Regions from separate parts of the Homo sapiens genome. Here region 1 is linked to region 2. Evidence: chromatin loops called from intact Hi-C (ENCODE). Cell type or tissue: natural killer cell. All regions are shown on one strand. Each heading gives the region's core, and the rest is flanking DNA. Links, peaks and the distances in the headings are about the cores only. Region 1 overlaps PTBP3 (polypyrimidine tract binding protein 3). Region 2 overlaps PTBP3 (polypyrimidine tract binding protein 3).

Evidence for each region. Peaks named below come from ENCODE experiments on the same cell type or tissue, not always from the same donor. Only the 100,000 strongest peaks of a DNase experiment are listed, where the experiment ranks them.
Region 1: a loop joins it to region 2, with 2.0 times the contacts of the local background. A loop is called at or near these places in 9 of 110 quality-filtered maps.

Annotation. Positions count from the first base shown.
Region 1 is chr9:112,323,825-112,326,324 of GRCh38, reverse strand. All of the region lies in intron 1 of PTBP3 (polypyrimidine tract binding protein 3), which reads left to right. Among named protein-coding and RNA genes, the nearest start is that of PTBP3, 8.5 kb to the left of the region's middle. RefSeq lists an enhancer at 1,517-2,042. In natural killer cell, for the core only: no CTCF peak of the experiment used is centred there; no DNase peak of the experiment used is centred there.
Region 2 is chr9:112,202,549-112,220,439 of GRCh38, reverse strand. It overlaps PTBP3 (polypyrimidine tract binding protein 3), which reads left to right. Exons shown (of 14, transcript NM_001163788.4): 14 at 1-2,005. Among named protein-coding and RNA genes, the nearest start is that of SUSD1, 36 kb to the right of the region's middle. RefSeq lists an enhancer at 1,237-1,286. In natural killer cell, for the core only: no CTCF peak of the experiment used is centred there; a DNase peak (open chromatin) is centred at 1,379; H3K27ac peaks cover 829 bases.

The sequences.
Region 1 (2,500 bases), core at 1-2,500, 110 kb before region 2:
TCTCTGGCCCTTTACAGAAAACGTTTGCCTGCTGCTGTGCTTGAGCTATAGGAAATGTAGAAGGCATTTGCTGCAATCCTTTTCCTTTTAAACTGAGCTGTAATTTACATAGAATGAAATGCACATGTCTTAAGGGTACAATTCAGTAAAATTTGACACTTGTATCCACTAGTGTTTCCTGTATACCTCATTCAAGATAATAGAACACGCAGTCTAGAAAGTTCCCTGTTGCCTCTTTCCAGACCCAGTTTAGGCAGCTCTTCTGATTTCTATCACCAGAGATTAGTTTTACCTGTTTTGTTTGTTTGAGACAGGGTCTCACTGTGTAGCTCAGGCTGGAGTGCAGTGGTGTGATCAAGGCTTACCTCAGTCTCAACTTCCTGGGCTCAGGTGATCCTCCTGCCTCGGCCTCCTGAGTAGCTGGTACTACAGGTGCGCTCCACCGCTCCGGGCTAATTTTTGTGTTTTTTGTAGAGACTAGGTTTCGCCATGTTGGCCAGGCTGGTCTCCTGGGCTCAAGCCATCTGCTTGCCTCGGCCACCCGAAGTACTGGGGTTACAGGCATGAGCCACCGTGCTTGTCCAGTTTTACCTGTTTTTGAACCTCATATAAATGGAATCATAGAGCATAAAAGCTCTTTGATGTCTGATTTCTTTTACTCAGCAAAATGGTTTTGAGATTCATCTTTGTTCTTGCATATATCAGTAGTTCCTTTTTTTTTTTTTAATTTCTGTGAGAATTCCACTATGTGAATATAATGCAGGGGTTTTTGCTTCTTAGTTCAACTAAATCCAGGTTCTTGTCTCACAACCAGGAGAAATTAGGCATATGGACACATTGAAGGGTGAGGAGAGTGGAATTTATTAAGCGAAAGGGGAGCTCTCAGCAAAGAGAGGGGTCCCGCCAGCTGGCTTCCACCTCAGGTTGAATACCAGGCCACCACACTCCCTAGCCTAAGGCGTGAATTCCTGGTGGCTCCACCCCCTTCCCCCAGTGTGCAGACGGGCCCTTAGTCTGAGCCGCTCCACGTTGATTTATTTCCCTTACTGCACATATGTTAAGTGATGGAATTTTTCACTGTGGGCGTATTTAGGCAAGCCTCCTGTGCATGATGACCTGGGCAGGTCGAAGGTTCTCCGGGGACCCTTCCCTCTTTGCCTAGGCATTTTGCCGTCTCTTGACTCTTATCAAATATATAACAGTATTTAAAAATTGATTCTCATGTTGATGGACATTTGGGCACTTTTCAGTTTGGGGCTATTATGAATAAAGCTACCACGAACATTTATGTGTAAGTCTTTGGGTATATGTATGTTTCATTCAATCCATGACTAGGAGCAGAATTGCTGGGTGATAGGATATGTAGATGTTTAACTTTATAAGAAATTGTTCAACTGTTTTTCAAAGTGCTGTACCACCTTACACTCTGATCAGCTTTATATTAGAGTTCATTTGCCTCATGTGTCAGCCAAACTGACAACACGCTGGGTGTTGTCAGTTTTTAATTTTAGGTATTCTTGTGGACTAGTATTTCCTCATTTTAATTTTGTTATTGATCCAGTGATTGGTGGTGGTGAGTTTTTTATGTGCTTAATAGGCATTCACTTATCTTCTTTTGTGAATGTTAAGTCTTTTGTCTATTCTTTTAAAGTTGTTTTTTTTTAAAAAAAAAAAAAAGAGGTAGTCTCGCTCTGTCACCCAGGCTGGAGTGCAGTGGTGCGATCTTGGCTCACTGCAACTTCTGTCTCCCAGGTTCAAGCGATTCTCGTGCCTCAGGCACCCAACTAACTGGGACTACAGGTGTGCAGCACCATGCCTGGCTAATTTTGTATTTAGTAGAGACAGAGTTTCACCATGTTAGCCAGGCTGATCTTGAACTTCTGACCTCAACTGATCCACCAGACTCGGGCTCCCAAAGTGCTGGGATTTCAGATGTGAGCCACTGCACCAGGCCCTCAACATACATATTAATTATATTTCCTTTAACTTTTTTTTTAGTGGTTGCTGTATACATTGTAGCATATACATTTACTAAGTTTATAATGTTTTCCTTCCCCTTAAAGAACTTTTAAAAAACTTTTCGCAGGTCCATTGACATGAATTCTCTTGGTTTTGTGTTTCTGCTTTACTCCGAGGATGCTTTTTCTCTGCATACAGAATTCTAGGTTGTCTTTTTTTTTCTTTTCCTTTTTTTAAAAAAACTCTTTAAATATTTCACTTCACTTTCTTTTTGCTTGTATGGTTTCTGATGAGAAAGAAACCTCTGTAATTCTTGTCCCTGTACCTCCATAGGTACGGTGTTTTTTCTTCTGGTTTCTTTCTTGATTTTCTCTTTTGTTTTCTTCAGTTTGAATGATATGCCAAGGTATGGATTTTTTAGTGTTTATCCTGGTTGGTTTTCTCAGAGCTTCCTGGTTCTGTGGTTTGGCTATCACTAATTATGGAAAATTCTTGGCTGTTATTACTTTTACATGTTTCTTCTGCCCTGTACTCTCTCTCT
Region 2 (17,891 bases), core at 1-2,500:
ATGAGAAGTGGCTCCTATGAATGCCTCTGCTCAATTTCTTTTTATTTTACTTTATTTTATTTTTAGGGGTCTCGCCAACTCCTGGGCTCAAGTGATTCTCCTGCTTCCACCTCCCCACAGTGCTGGGATTACAGGCATGAGCCACCACGCCTGGCTCTCTGTTCTTTTCAGTGTCTCCGTGCCATCAGTCAGCAGTGCTTACATGTTTAGCATATTGTCATGCAGTTTCTCTTCTGTTCCCACGAGATATTTTTGGACAAAAAATTGACAAAAGTACATGTGTTTTTCCCCACCTATCCCTTAGAAAACCTAATGTGTACTGCTATTTTTAAAACCAAAAAGAGACAGCGTGACGATGCGTAAAGCATTTTTCTTAGCCTTTCCTTTGTCTTGATCTGTTAATGAGAACAAAACTGCCAGACTCAAAATACTCTACTATTGTGCTGAAAGAAATACAATTTAGATTGCACAAAATTTGAAAATATAACTCAGCTGTCTTTTAAAAGAGTTGTGTTGTTATCTACAAGACTATTAGCAGTCTTTTTTCAGAGCAAATTTTAACAGCTAGTTGTGAGTGGTTTAAAATATAGAAAATTATTAAAATCTTAGTTTGAGGGGTTTTATAGTGGGAGAAAAAACAGGACCAAAGTTTATGTGCCTTCTTCAGTAGTCTTAATTGACCTTTTCTTCCTATTTGAGACTAAAGTAGTATCAGTATTCTGGTTTTCAGGAAATATGTACTATATAGTTTTAAAAGAATGTTGTCCCACCAACTATTCATCCAAGCAAAGAATTGTAACTATAAATAAAGTCTCAGTTACACTTTTGCCTTTATCACATAATATTCATTGTAGAGCATTGTGCAGGTCCAAGAATAGAGCTGCTCAAAATCTTTGTGGTAGTTTCCTTAGTTTTTGTAACCTGAGGCATATGTTCCAGAGAACAGGGATATTTGTCTGGTCCAGTGACCTTGGTGATCATAGTCATAATTGAAAGATGCCTATGGCATGCTTAAATCAGCATTGTCAACTGATTTGTTGTTGTATTATTTTCACTTCTTGGATCTATGTAGTAGTTGTAATAACAAATATTTAAATAGCTATTTTTTTGATGCCATTAAAAAAATCATACTCTGGCCTTTTTTCCCCCTTACTGTTGTTTCCCAGATCTTTTAAAAATTCATCCCATATCCAGAAAGTACCAGTTATAAAGATTGCTGACCAAGCAAAGTTTTGCATCAAAGTGTCACCTCATTGCTCTGACCAAAGACTGACTGTTGTGGTTTTAACTCCTCTCTGTAAAGCATTTTGCATTTTCCCCAAGCTCCTTTCTGAAAGAAGAACCAGTGCAGAGCGGCCTTTACTTTCAATTTCTACTGCTGAATAGACTACTTAGAGAAAATGTGAGTTTCAGTGTGAACAGAATGGATTAGGATGACGAGTTTGATGGGCATTTTCAGTACTGTATCTAAGAAAAAAAAAATAGCACAGCTAGGAGCCTCTGACATTGTCTGGTGTTTTACGTGGTCTGTTCATCAAAATTCCCCTTTTCAGTTTTTAAGAATGTTCGTCTAACAGAAGAAAATGCTGTAAATATTTGTAACAACATTTTTTTTAACAAGGCCAAAAAAGAAAAAAAGGTTTTTGGGAACAAATGAACTTATAAAGTGGTTTTATATAAAACATCAATTGTCTTGTATATTTTGGATAAGCAGCAGTACCAGCTTTCATTTGTAACAGTCTGTGGCATTGGAAAAAAAGGAGTCTGTGATTGTTGAAGTGAATTATGTTATAAATGCAAAGAGAAGATAAAATATTAAAAAACATATTTTCTAAATGCGTAGTGCATGGTTAATTCAAGCTTCTGTACACTACAGTATATTCCATTTTCGTTCAGTTTGTATATTTGCTGACTATTACTTGATATCTCTAATCTCTTTTCCTAACAAATATAGCATTGTAGCATGCCTTTTAATAAATGTCATGACATCTGTACTCTCTTAAAATTTTTCTGTGTTCTTGTCTGTACTTTGGGTTTCCCTTTGTCTTACCTGTAATTCTAATGATGTCCTATTTTCTTTTCTTTTCCATAGCCATCCATCTAAACGTGTCATGGTTAGTGAATAGTGAGCACATATTCAAACAATGTTCAAAATGGGAAAAACACAAAATCTATTAACTGTCTCTGTCTTCATTTAGGAATAATTCTCGTTTTGAGGAGCAAAGTGCTTTCCTAATCTTCCTATGATGCACCTTCTCTGGCACTGCCCCGTAATGCAGGGGCATGGCGGCATGCTTTCTTGCTTGCACACTCACTCTCCTTTTTCTTTCTCTCTTTCTCCCCATATGTGCAGTGCCAAACTACAGTTGGAACACTATTTCCAGTTTTGTTCAGTATTTGGCTTCCCTACGGCATTAGTATACATACACTTTGAGACACAAGGTGTGATCTCAAACCAAATTTGTGTCCTCTTTAAAAAGGTAGCACAGATACTAGCTGATGCTACATTCCTTTTCCTTAGACAAACGTTTTACTTCTCAGATCTTTAAAGAATTGTTGGATTGCAGAAGTCTAGACTTAGCGTTCATTGTATATTTTAGTCTCCTGGAAGTGGGAATTTATTTTGAATGGAATAGAAAATTAGGTAATCACTACTAATCTTTGCTGGCTTACCTGTAAAATCTGTGGTCTCCATAAATACTGGGAAAATAAATAGGTATTTTTACATGAGGCATTTTTATCAGGAAAAGATAAAATAACTGTATGACTATATTAGGCTTTTATAAACTCGATTGACTGTGAAATGCTTATTTACTCAGCAGAGGGGTTATAACCATCATTAAGTCATGTCAGTGACCCAAGAGACCACCTAGTTCAATTTCCAGTTAACAGCAAGGAAGCCCAGGTCTCTGTGACTTGGTCCAGTGCACTCTATTGCACCCAGGTGTTGCAGTTTCAGACTTCCAAGTGCTGCTAAGGTTATGATCTTGAAGATCTGTACACAGTATTGGAGTGCTTATGTTTTCTCCTAAAAGCCACATGATCATACCTCACTGCAACGTAAAGACATTGAGTAAGTGGTGAGAATGTTTCTGATGAAGGGTAAAAATGCCTTATCTACTTCTGAAAAATTTTTTAATGTCGTTTCACATTTTAAATTTCAGAAAACTAACAAAAAATGTAGTTACTGTTTGTATGAGTTTGCTAGGACTGCCATAAAAAAGTCCCACAGACTAGGTGGCTTAGACACCAGAAATGAGTTTCTCACAGTTCATGGAGGCTCGCAGGCCACGATCAAGGTGTCAGCAGTGTTGATTTCTTCCAATGCCTTTCCTTGGTTTGTAGATAGCTGTCTTTTCCTTGCGCCTTCTACAAGCTCGCTCTTCTGAGTGTGTCCATGTCCTAATCTCTTCTTATAAGGACATCAGTCAAAGATGAGGGCTTACTCATATTATCTCATTTTACCCTAATTCCTTAAAGAGTCTGTCTCTGAATGTGGTTACATTCTGCGATTCTGGGGATTAGGACTTCAACGTAGGAATTTGGGAAGGGGGACACAAAATTCAGCCCCATAGCACTGTTTTATTCATTCAGTTCACCGAGTACTGATTGTACCAGCACTTGAGCTAGGTGTTGGGAAAAATATAGAGTTAAGCACGTGGTGACTTACCTTTTAGAAATGTGTAATGTAGTAGATATGTCAGCCTAAATCCACAAATTAAACACGTTACTTTTGAACTCCTGCCTTCAATAGGAATCCCCAAAAATGGATCATGAGGCCTCTCTGAGGCACTTCTCAGAATACATATGGCTATAACTATCCTACAGCTAGTTGTGAATATGTAGGAATATAGACCCTGCCATAATTTGTCCTTTTTACTCTTAGAGATAAATAGCCATATCAGAGCAATGATTATTTCTAAGACAAATGCCATTACTTAAAAAAACAATTGTAGAAATAAGAGGACATCGTCAGACAAGCTGTGCCCAGTATTTAATGTCTAACATTTGTGATAAATGAACTGGGATGCTGGGTTAGGTATAGTTAGGAGTGATAGACCTATTTGTAGTCTTACTGTTTCTACATCAAAGCTTTTTTTCCTGTTGTCTATTTCAACCTATAATGGGAATTCATCACTTTCCTTTGTGTGTTTTTTATCAAAACAGTTTATGCTGAAGTGATAAAACTCTAGTAATAATTTTGCTGGAATTACCACATTCTGGAGCCACTGGGTTCTGATGTAGAGTTTCCAACTCTACTAGTATAAAGAAACCAGAAAAGTAATGATTCTAATGTTCCTAGCAGATTCATAATGTCTATTTTTTTATTTTTCTTTCTGTTTTTGTTTTGTTTTGAGACAGAGTCTCACTGTGTTGCCCAGGCTGAAGCAGCCTCAAACTCCTGGGCTCAAGCCTTCCTTCTGCCTCAGGCTCCCAAGTAAGTGGGACTACAGGTATGTGCCTGGCTAAGTTTTTTACTTTTTACTTTTGTAGAAACTGGGTCTCACTTTGTTCCTTAGGCTAGTCTTGAAGTCTTGGGCTCGAGCGATCCTCCCTTCTCAGATTACAGTAGGAAGCACTGGGATTACAGGGGTGAGCCACTGTGCCCAGCCTTCTCAATTTTTTTACCCCTATATTTGTTCTAAGGATATAGACAGGGTAACAGGAAAAACTCAATATTTCTTTTGGAATAAATTGCCCTCTAATCACTTGATAAGCATCTCTATCATTATTCTGTGCCTAAAATTAGAGAATTATCTGCTCAGTCCTTATTCCTGCAGAATACAAATGTCACATTCTAACCTGTTAAGAGATTGTCTTCAAAATAAAACTGTTATTAACTACATTAATGTTAGACAAAGTACACTTTAGGGCAAAAGGCATTATTAGGGATAGATTTCATAATGATAGAGTTCTATAGTAGAATATAGTAATGCAACTGAACAAAATGAAGCTCATTCCACTGCATGGAAGAATCTCACAGATGTGATGCTGAACAAAGGAAGCCACGTACAAACACTATATAATTTTATGTACATCAAGTTCAGAAACAGGATAGTTACCTTTGGGAAGGAGGTAACTGAAAGAGTATGAGGAGGGGTTTCTGGTATCTGGTTAATGTACTTTGTACCAGTTACCCAGGAGTGTTTCAAAAATTATTATAATTGAGCAAGGAGCTAGCAACCAATTCTTTTCTTAAGTCAGCAGATTATTCTAGCCAATAAGTAAGGCCCTCTTATAAAGAACCCAAGATACCATGGACTGAGTTTCAACATGAAACTCTTACATGTGCATATATTGCATTGTCCTGACCACGGCATATCTACAGGAAAAATATTTCACTGACCAAAAAAAAACAAACAAAAAAACATGTTTTCAAGTAAATTTTACCCTTCCGAACAGTTTTACATCCAACTAGATTCAGAAAGATTTAATTAATGTGTTTTAGTTTTGGTTTTGCCACTGTAACTGATCTGGTGAGCTGTTTGACATCTAACCCCTAATATATTTCCCTTTTATTTTTTGAGACAGGGTCTCACTGTGTTGGCAAGGCTGAGTGCAGTGGGGCCATCAATAGCTCACTGCAGCCAACCTCCCAGACTCAAAGCAGTCATCCCATCTCAGCCTCCCAAGTAGCTGGGACTATAGGCACCCACCACCACACCCAGCTAATTTTTTATTTTTTGTAGAGACGAGTTCTCACTATGTTGCTCAGGCTAGTCTTGAACTCCCGGACACAAGTGATCCTCCCCCCTCAGCCTCTTGAAATGCTGAGATAACAGGAGTATGCCACTGCATCTGGCCTCCTAATATATTTTATCAAAAGAAGCCAGAAAGACCTACCTAGATCTCTAGCATCCTAAGAGAAGACTTTATAAAAGTTAAGATTTTTTTTTTTTGAGACGGAGTCTTGCTCCATTGCCCAGGCTGGAGTGCAGTGGCACAATCTTGGCTTACTACAACCTCTGCCTCCCTGGTTCAAGCAATTCTCCTGCCTCACCCTCCCAAGTAGCTTGGATTACAGGCATGAGCCACCACGCCCAGCTAATTTTTGTATTTTTTAGTAGAAACAGGGTTTCACCATGTTGGCCAGGGTGGTCTTGAACTCCTGACCTCAAGTGATCCACCTGCCTTGGCCTCCCAAAGTGCTAGGATTACAGGCATGAGCCACCACCTGGCCAAAAATTAAGATTTGTAATACACAAGTATTACTATGATGAACTCCCATTTACCCAGTACCCAACTGCAACTAGTGGCCAATTTTGTTTAATCTGTTCTTTACCCCACTCCTAGGATTACTTTTAGTTTTTCATTTTTATTTTTTGAGACAGAGTCTCTCGTTGCCCAGGCTGGAGTGCAGTGGTGTGGTCTTGGCTCACTGCAGCCTCCACCTCCTGGGTTCAAGCAATTCTGCCGCAGCGTCCTGAGTAGCTGGCATGCACCACCACACCTGGCTATCCTAGGATTTCTTTTAAATCCCAGTCATCATATAATTTCATCTGTAAACATTTCAGTATAGAAGTCCATACATTGCAGTTGATAAAGGCTTTTACAGGTTCCCTCTCCATCCTTTTTTTTTTGTAATTTATTTGTTGAAGAAACAGCTCTTTGAATTTTGCCAATTACATGTAAATCGAGAAGAGCTCATTCAGATTCTGTTTTCTCTCTTCTTTCTCCCTGCCTCCCCTTCCCCCCTACCTTTTTTTTTTTTCGTAAGAATACTTCATTGATAGCGTTGGATACTTCCATAATGTGGCTTTTCTTTTGATGGCAGTATCCATTGATCATTGCCTAGATCCATTAATTTTTAGGGACTGCAAGATGGTAAAGCTATAATTCTAATTCCTTTTGCTTGTATTAGTTGGATTTCTTCTATATAAGAGAAACCCCCATATCAGCTATTTCATTACTTTGAGGTACAGCTTCTGTAGAAAGGCAAAATAAATGCTTGGGTTTTTTTTGTTTCCTATTCTCCTCCAAAAGTTTGCCTTTTTCTAAAGCCTGTTTTTATGGAAACACAAACATTTGTAAAATTGAAAGACTGATATAATGAAACTTTGTTTCTGTCACCTAACTTACGTGATTCATATTCTGCGTTGTATCTTCTATACTCCTGCCCCTCTCCCTTTCTACTGGGTAGATTATTAACTATTAATTTATATAGTAGTTTTCAAACATATTGGTTAAAGTTTATAATGTTTTTAAATCTCTGCCTTATCAGTAATTATATCTTCTTGTTTTTGGAGGGATGAGGTCTTGCTGTGTTTCCCAGGCTGGTCTCAAACTCCTGGCCTCCCAAAGTGCTGAGTATGCAGAAGTGAGTCACTGCACTCGGCCTATACCCATTTTTATTTTTGTTTATATTTACTATTTATTTACTTATTATTTGAGACAGAGTCTTGCTCTTTCATCCAGGCTGGAGTGCAGTGGCACAATCTCAGCTCACTGCAATGTCCGTCTCCCAGGCTCAAGCAATTCTTGTGCCTCAGTCTCCCAAGTAGTTGGGATTACAGGCGTGTACCACCACGCCTGGCTAATTTTTGTGTTTTTATGTTTTTAGTAGAGACGGGTTTCACCTTGTTGGCTAGGCTGGTCTCGAACTCCTGGCCTCAAGTGATCCGCCTGCCGCAGCCTTGTAAAGTGCTGGGATTACAAACGTGAGCCACCGCGCCCAGCCTGTATATCCATATTACTGTTTTTCAGTTGTGCCTTTTCTCCTTTTCTTGAGCCATCTTGCAGAAGTATTTTCAAATAACCTGTTTTTCATGTGTTTTGATCCTCCGCAATGTTTGTTTTTTCATTTATTAGTGTTTCATTTCATTTTTAACTTTATTTTATGCTTCTTTTATACTTCTTATTTTGTGTGACTTGATATGTTAATCATAGCTGTCTTAGATTGCCTTATATATCCTATGAATTTTCAATGCACATTTATCCTTTATGACAGAAACAATATATATGAACTTGAGAATGAAATATAACTAGGTAGGAACAAAAACTTATTTAGGTAGGAATTACTTTGAAAAAAACACAAATGTCTGCATGCCATACTACCCTGACTGCACCCGATCTCATCTGGAAAAAATGCCAAGGTTTAGGATTGTCCTGATCGCTCCCTCACCCCCATGCCTCTTATTGCTGTGCTTTAGTGTGGGCTGATTTGACAGATATATGCATTGCCAGAGGATCCAAAGTTGTAAAAGTCTAGCCATGCCATCAAGGAACATTATAATAAAGATGGAAAGCACTGGTATGTCCTTTCTTGCAACATGGACTAGCTTGCAAACTAAATCTAAATAATTTACCTGATTTTTTGAGCATCTAATGTTTTTAACCATCTCTCAATATGGTCCAAGAATAGTAGCTACCAGCCCCAGATTTTCTAGAACAGGCAGACTATCCTTGTATTTTCAGAACACTTCCAGTTTTTTTATTCAAAAAATAGTTCTTGGCTGGGCACGGTGGCTCATGCCTGCAATTCCAGCACTTTGGGAGGCCAAGGCCGGCAGATCACCTGAGGTCTGGAGTTCAAAACCATCCTGGCTAATATGGTGAAACCCTGTCTCTACTAAAAATACAAAATAGACAGGTGTGGTGGCTCACGCCTGTAGTCCCAGCTACTCGGAAGGCTGAGGCAGGAGAATCGCTTGAACCTGGGAGGCAGAGGTTGCATTGAGCCAAGATCGCACCACTGTACTCCAGCCTGGGTGACAGAGCGGGACTCTGTCATTTAAAAAAAAAAAAAAAAAGTTCCCAGGGCTGCAGAATTAACTGTTAGTTTGTGTGCTTGGTCTATGATGTTAGCTCACTGTTAGAATGAATTTATTCTAAATTCTTTTAAATAAGGGCATAAAGATTGAAGAGATTACAGGGTTCTAGTGACAACCCCTATTTAGTAAGAAGCAGGATCTTCTTTATAAGAAATAAAATACCCATGCAGAGACCAGCATACAGTAGATTATCTGTTGAATATCTGCCATTTCCTTTCAGCTGGTAGGAGCTTCTGACGGAACCAGCCCCAGATTCTTTCCCCTGGCAGTCCCCATGACAAAGCCACTGAGCTAGATCATCATTGATAGAACCCTAGTGCTTGTAGTGACTTGGTGGCAGCCATTGCGTTAATACAGACCAACACCTTCTCTAAGCCAAGCTGCCATCTGATGAATGAAATACCCAGAGAGCTGAACATATACAGAAGGAAAATGGAGCCTTGCCTCAACCTACAAAAACATCTGCTGTCTATATAGGGCTTCGGGAATTCAGTGACAAACTCCAACAGCACAACTGTATTTGAGCGTATGGATTCATAGATCCATACCCTCACCAAAGTTTATTGTCTCTGACCTGTACATTTGTGTGATAACCATAACTTCTTCCATCATGTTCCCCAGAAGCATAGATTGCCCATATATGGGCAGTCCCAAGGAGGCCAAAATAGTTCCGTGTACATTGTATTAGTTTACTAGGGCTACTGTAACAAATTACATACAACAACCTGGGTGGCTTAAATAATAGATACTCATTTTCTCACAATTCTGGAGGGTAGAAGTCTGAGATCAAAGTGTCAGTCAGCAGGTTTGGTTTCTTCTGAGGCCTCTCCCATTGATTTGTAGATGGCCACCTTCTCCCTATGTTCTCACGTGGTTGGTTATCTTTTGGTTTGTGTGAGTCTGTGTCCCAATGTCCTCTTAAAGGATACCAGTTATATTGGAGTAGGGCCTGCCCATATGGCCTCATTGTACTTTACCTCTTTAAAAGCTCTATTCCCAAATACAGTCAGATTTTGAGGTACTGTGGACTAGGGCTTTGGATTTGTCAGGGTTCTCCAGAGAGACAGAACAGGTAGGATAGATAAATAAGTAGGTAGGTAGGTAGATATAATTGGTTCATGTGATTGTAGGCTGATAAGTCTTAAAACAGGCCGTCTGCAGGCTAGGGAGGCCAGTAGGGGGTGGCTCATTCAAGTCTGAAGGCCCCAAAACCCAGGGAAGCCACTGGTCTAACTCTCAGTCCAAGGCCAAAGACCTGAGAACCCAGGGGGCTGCCGGTGCAAGTCCCAGAGTCCAAAGGCCAGAGAATCTGGAGTTCTGATGCCAAAGGACAGGAGATAAAATGGTGTTCTAGCTCTAGGAGAGAGGAAATTTGCCTTTCTTCTTGCCCTTTTGTTCTATCCAGGCCCCCAGACAGGCTGCTGCAGCCAAGAACATCCCCTCACAGAGGGCTTTCGTCCTGGGAATAGCAGAACCACAGCTTTTCTCATCCTGCTCGTAGCCACCTGTTGCTGAGGCTCTCTTATTCCACCCAGACCCCACTCATGGACTGGAGGCTTCCTTAGGCATGACATGCTAAGATAATGGGGCCTTGGTCCTGGCTTGCGAGGTGGTGGTTCCATGGCAAGAGAGGCAAGCCGAGAGGACCCCAGCTGCTCTGCACTGACAGAGGCTCTCTCCTTACCCAAACTTTAGTCAGGCTTAGAAACTTTTTTTTTTTTTTTTTTTGAGACAGAGTCTCACTCTGTCGCCCAGGCTGGAGTACAGTGGCGTGATCTCGGCTCACCGCCACCTCCATCTCCCAGGTTCACCCCATTCTCCTGCCTCAGCTACTTGGGAAAGTAGCTGGGACTACAGGCGCCTGCCACCACACCTGGCTAATTTTTGTATTTTTAGTAGAGACAGGGTTTCACCGTGTTAGCCAGGATGGTCTCGATTTCCTGACCTTGTGATCCACCCGCCTCGGCCTCCCGAAGTGCTGGGATTACAGGTGTGAGCCACTGCACCTGGCCAGGCTTAGAAACTTTTTTAGACTAGGCCTCATTCTTGGACCTTGTCCTCAAGAGCCCAGTTTTAGCAAGAATCCTGGCAGTTTAAAAAGAATCCCCTTGACCCTTTATATCTGATCAACCTGACCTGACTTAAGCAAGAATCCTGTTTGGTAAATGTAGCAAGAATTTCCCTTACCCTTCATTTCTGTCTCCTCTTAGTAATTTTCCATCTACTGACAACCCTTCTCCAACTTACTCCTTGCCTATAAATCCCTACTTGTTCCTCGTGAGTTTGTAATTGAGACTGATCTCTTCTATCTCAATAATTTTTTTTTTTTTTTTTTTTTTTTGAGAACGGAGTCTTGCTCTGTCACCCAGGCTGGAGTGCAATGGTGCGATCTTGGTTTACTGCAACCTCTGCCTCCTAGGTTCAAGTGATTCTCCTGCCTCAGCCTCCCAAGTAGCTGGGATTACAGATGCCTGCCACCATCCCTGGCTAATTTTGTATTTTTAGTAGAGACAGGGTTTTACTACGTTGGCCAGGCCAGGCTGGTGTAGAACTCCTGACCTCAAGTGATCCACCCACCTCAGCCTCCCAAAATGCTGAGATTACAGGCGTGAGCCACTGCGCCCAGCCTCAATTATCTTGACACCTATCGGGATCATTCTGAAGAAAGTCTTCTTTCTCATCTTAACAAGTGTCAGAATAATTTTTTCTTTAACACCTCCCTCACAATCAAGGGCTTAGCCCCTAGAGTGGGGATGTCACTCAGAGAGAAGCTTACCATCGTTCCCTTTCCCAGCTCCAGTGCCCTGGCTCAGAGATTGTACCTGCGGGGAGAAACCCACCATAAAACAGATAGCTTTTCATCTCTTTCAGAAGGAATTTAGCTTATTGCAGCAGAGTGAATAATTTCAAGTCTAAAAGCACTCTCAAGGTCAGTGAGGTGTGATAAAAGGCAACTGGGAGAATATTCAAGATACAGGTTAAACTGTAGAAGGCTGGTTTGCAGGAGAGAACTGGGAATAAGATAGCTGGAAGAATCCTCCTGGGGTCAGAATAAAAATCAAACACTGACCTAAAAAATTGTTCAGTTGAAGAAGCCAGAATTCAACTGTATAAATTTTAGAGCAGTTTGTGCTCCCAGGGTACTGTTGAAAACACTAGAGCAATCATCTGATAATAGTATGGTTTTAGCAGGTAGGTGGGGTCAGTGAAAAGAGGAGGAGAGACCCACCAAACCCACTGATTCCGGAGTGACTGTGGGCATACCCAGTGCTGTACCTCCTGAAGGAACAACATTAGTGGCTAAACACAGTTTGGAGAAAAGGGACTTCACTAAAATAATCCAGTCGTTTACTACATAAATAAGCACATTATAATAAGCTCCAGAGAAGGGGGGACCAGCAACCAGAGTTACTACAATATATGATTTTCAATATCTAGTTTTAAACCAAAAATTACAAAGCACAAGGAAACAGGAAAGTACAACCCAAACAGCAGAAAAAAAGCAGACAACAGAAATTGACAGTAAGAGGAACCAGATGTTGCATTTATCAGAAAAGACTTTAAAGTAGCCATTATGAACCTGTTCAGAGAACTAAAAGGAGCCATGATTAAAGAAGTAATTGAAGGTAGGATGACAATGTCACATCAAGTAAGACAATATCAACAAAAAAATTGAGATTATTAAAGGAGCCAAATGGAAATTATGGAGTTGAAAAGCACAATAACCAAAAAATTCACCAAAGGGCTCAACAATAGGTTTGAACTGACAGAGGAAAGAATAACAGACTAATAGAGATTAGACACACTGAAAAACAGAGAAAAAAGAATGAAGAGAACCTTAGAAATGTGAGGCACAGCATAGGACAAATGTCGAAAGTCAAAGACAATGAGGAAATCTTTAAGCAGCAAGAAAAAAATAACTCATTACTTACAAGGGAACCCTAGTAGAATTAGTGGCTCACTTAGCAGAAACAATGGAGGCCAAAAGGTAGTGGGATGACATTCAAAGTCTCAGAGAAAGAAACTGTCAACCAAGAATTGTATTGCCAGCAAAGCTGTGATTCAGAATGAAGATAAAATAAAGATTTCCCCAGAAAAATAAAACTGAGAGAATTTAATGTTGGCAGCCCTTCTTTAGAAGAAATACTAAAGTTCAGGCTAAAAGCAAGTAACCTCACAGCCTTCTTGCACTTTGGAACACTAAACAGCACTGCAGCACTGCTCTTGGGGGCTCTTGTAAACTGTGAAATCACCAAGAAAAATACAAAAAACCTGGCACTAAGTAGACCACAAGAAGGACGCTTGTTTACAGTATGAGAGCTGATACAAGAGGTTTGTGTGTCACCTTGTTCAGCCTCAGCTGGGAACACATATGTTGAGCAATTCAAATATTTTTGCCACTGTGTGCATGTTGCAAATGACCATGAAAACACCTTAAGTGTTGATTTAGGAATTACAAACTTCTAGCAAGTAGGAAAAATTCACAAATAAGGAATTGTGAATAATGAGAATTGATGGTATATCAAGAATAGTATTAAATGTAAATAGATTAAATCACCCAATCAAAAGAAATGGCTTGCCAAGGTAACTGTAACTTGATTTAGATTAAAACAAAACCACGGAAGAAGAGTGGAAGAAAAATTATAAGCCTTGTACAACCCCTCTGTTCAGCTTCCAGGGGAAGCAGGAGTCTTCTCTGACCTGTAGTCATATGCATATGCATATCCATATAGGTGGGGTCAGGGAAGAGAGGACAGCATCCCTACTTTTCTGAGAACCCACTAAAAAGAGACCTGGGGCTTACAGTTCTGATTTGAACTCATTTGCCTTCAGAATCAGAAAGCATGTGTGGGCCAAAGCTGAATTTCCAATAATGCCTCTCCCTATAGAGCAACCACATGCTTTCTTCAAGAATGATGACATCTGTCTAATGAGTAATGAATTAAAAAGGTATATTTTTAAATGCTGATAAGGATTAAGTGAACTAAACATTGCCACACTCCATTGATAGAAGTATAAACTGGTACTATTTTTTTGGAAAGCAGCTTGGTAATATTCAGTCATACCTTGGTATCCATGGGGTCTTGATTCCAGAACCCCCTGGGGTATGAAAATCCACACATGTTCAAGCTCCTCATATAAAATGGTGTGGTGTTTGCATATACCTTACGTACATCCTCCCATATACTTTATTTCTCTCACCTTCCAAAATTATGAATGTAATAGTAGCATATCAGAATGTAATAGAAAGGATTCCATTTAAGGTGGTTTTCCTTTTAAAGCACAGATTTTTTTTTTTTTCGAGACAGGGTCTCACTCTGTCACCCAGGCTGGAGTGCAGTGGCGCAATCTCGGCTCACTGTAACCTCTGCCTCCCGGGTTCAAGTGATTCTTGTACCTCAGCCTCCTAAGTAGCTGGGACTACAGGCATGTGCTACCAGGCCCAGCTAATTTTTGTGTGTGTATGTGTGTGTGTTTTTAGTAGAGATGGGGTTTCACTATGTTGGCCAGGCTGGTCTTGAACTCCTGACCTCAAGTGATCTGCCCCCCTCAGCCTCCCAAAGTTGTGAGATTAAAGGCGTGAGCCACCATGCCTGGCCAAGCACAGATTTTTTTTAAATGGATCTCTTTAACAGTTCATACATCAAAGCAATAAACACACAAACATCCAGAGGAAAAAAATGAGGTTATAAAGTAGCCTAGCTCAGCACCCTGGTGAGTTTGTTGCAAGTCTACCAACATGGGCCTCATCTAGAAGGAATGCCCAGAGTCTGGGCTTGGTGCTGATTAGCCACACTCTCATATACTTTAAATCATCTCTAGACTACGTATAATACCTAATACAATGTAAATGCTATGTAAGTAGTAGTTGTACTGTATTATTTAGGGAATAATCACAAGGGAAAAAAGTGTGTATATGTTCAGTACAGTTGCAGCCATCCATTTTTTTTCCCAGATACTTTTGATCTGCAGTTAATTTAATCCACAGATGTGGAACCCACACATGTGAAGGGCCAACTGTATATCAAAAGCCAAAAAATGTTCATCACCACATTGGTATCAATAATGGAAAATTGGAAATGACTTTAAATGTCCAGCAACTATTTCATCCAGCAATAAGAAACTGAATAATTACGTCTTTGTAATGGAAAGCTAAGAAGCCTAATAATATAAATCCCTTCATGACAAAAACCCTCAAAAAACTAGACATCAAAGGAACATACCTCAAAATAATAAGAGCCATCTATGACAAACCCACAGCCAACATCATACTGAACAGGCAAAAGCTGGAAGCATTCCCCTTAACTGAAACAAGACAAGGATGCCCACTCTTACCCCTCCTATTCAACATAGTACTAGCCAGAAGCAAAATCAGGGAAGAGAAAGAAAGAAAAGGCATCCAAATAGGAAAAGAAAAAGTTATCTCTCTTCACAGATAATGTGATTCCATACTTAGAAAACCCTAAAGATTCTGCCAAAAGGCTCCTAAGTCTGATAAATGACTTCAGTAAAGTTTCAGGGTACAAAATCAATGTATGAAAAATCAGTAGCATTTCTAAACACCAATAAGTTGAAGCTGAGAGCCAAATCAAGAATGCAATCTTATTTACAATACACACACACACACACACACACACACACACACACACACACACACACACAAATACCTAGGAATACATCTAGCCAAGGAGATGAAAGATCTCTAAAAGGAGAACTAAATAAAAAACACTTGGCCAGGCACAGTGCCTCATGCGTATAATCCTAGCACTTTGGGAGACCGAGGCAGGTGGATCGCTTGAGGCCAGGAGTTCGAGACCAGCCTGGCCAACATGGCGAAACCCTGTCTCTACTAAAAATACAAAAATTAGCGGGCCATGGTGGTGCACGCCTTAATCCCAGCTACTCAGGAGGCTGAGGCAGGAGAATCACTTGAACTCAGGAGGCGGAGCTTGCAGTGACCTGAGATTTCACCACTGCACTGTAGCCTGGGTGACAGAGCAAGACCCCATCTCAAAAAAAAATCAAAACAAAAACCACTGCTGAAAGAAAGCACAGACGACAGAAACAGGTGGAAAAACACTCTGTGCATGGATTGGAAGAATCAATATCATTAAAATATCCATACTACCCAAAGCAATGTACAGATTCAGTGCTATTCCTATCAAACTACCAATATCATTTTCCACGGAATTAGAAAAAACTATTCTAAAATTCATATGGAACCTAAAAAAGCCTGAATAGCCAGAGAACAAAGCTGAAGGCATCATTTTAGTCAACTTCAAACTATACCACAAGGCTACAGTAACCAAAAAGTATGGTACAAAAACAGACACATAGGCCAATGGCACAGAATAGAGAACCCAGAAATAAAGCCACACACCTACTACCAAAGGATCTTCAACAAAGTTGACAAAAATAAACAGGGGAAAGGGTTCCCTATTCAATAGATGGTGCTAGGATAACTGTTGATCCATATGCAGTAGAATGATACTGGATCCCTATATATTACCGTATACAAAAATTAACTCCAGATGGATTAAAAGCTTAAATGTAAGACCTAAAGCAAAGAAAATTCTAGAAGAAAACCTAGGAAACACCCTTTTGGATATCAAGCTGAAAAGCAATTGCAACAAAAACAAAAATTGACAAGTGGGAACCTAATTAAAAGAGCTTCTGCACAGCAAAAGAAACTATCAAGAGTGAACAGACAACTTACAGAATGAGGGAAAATATTTGCAAACTATCCATCTGACAAATATGTAATATCTAGTATCTATTAGGAAATTTAAAAATTCAACAAGCAAAAAACCCCATTAAAAAGTGGGTGAAGGGCATGAACAGACACTTCTTAAAAGACATAGAAGTATCCAACAAACACTTGAAAAAATGCTCAACATCACTAATCATCAGAGGAATGCAAATCAAAACCACAATGAGATTCCATCTCACACGAGTCAGAATGGCTATTAAAAAGTCAAAAAATAACAGACGCTGGTGAGGCTTCAGAGAAAAGGGAACACTTATACACTGTTGGTGGGAAGGTAAATTAGCCACTGTGGAGAGCAGTTTGGAGGTTTCTCAAAGAACTGAAAGTAGAACTACCATTTGACCCAGCAATCCCATTATTTGGTATATATCCAAAGGAAAATAAATTGTTCTACCAAAAAGACACAGGCACTCATGTTCATCACAGCACTATACACAATAGAAAAATCATGGAATCAACCTAGGTGTTCATTAACTGTGGATTGGATAAAGAAGATATGGAATATATACACCATGGAACACTACACATCCATAAAAATGAAATCATGTCCTCTGCGGTAAAATGGATGCAACTGGAAGCCATTATCCTAAGTGAATTAACACAGAAGAAAACTAAATACAGCATGTTCTCACTTATAAGTGGGAGCTAAATATTAGGTACTAATGGACATAAAGATGGGAACAGTAGACACTGGGAATTATGAGAAACAAAGAGGGAAGAATTGAAAAACTGTCTATTGGGTACCATGCTCACTACCTCAGTGACAGGTTCAATCGCACCCCAAACCTCAGCATCATGCAATATACCGTTATAACAAACCTTCATATGTATCATGTATCCCTGAATCTAAAATAAAAGTAGAAAAAAAAAAGATGGCGGGGTGCAGTGGTTCATGCCTGTAATCCCAGCACTATGGGAGGCCAGGGCGGGAGGATTGCTTGAGCCCAGGAGTTTGAGAACAGCCTGGAGAACATGGCAAAACCCCTTCTCTACAAAAAATACACGAAATTAGTCAGGCATGGTGGCACGCACCTGTAGTCCCAGCTACTTGGGAGGCTGAGGTAGGAGGATTGCTTGAGCCTGGGAGGTCGAGCGTGCAGTGAGCTGAGATTACACCACTGCACTCCAGCCTAGATAACAGAGTGAGACCCTGTCTAGAAAAAAAAAAAAAAGTTATAGAAAAATATTTCTTGAAATGGAGAAATATTTGCCATGTGTATTGCTACTTGAAAAAACATCATCAGTATATACATGGTTTTATATTTAAACTTTTTCTAGGTATGTGTATAAGTATAAAAAATAGACTAAAAAGATCATAGACATTATTGGTTACTGCCTGAATATTCCTCTCC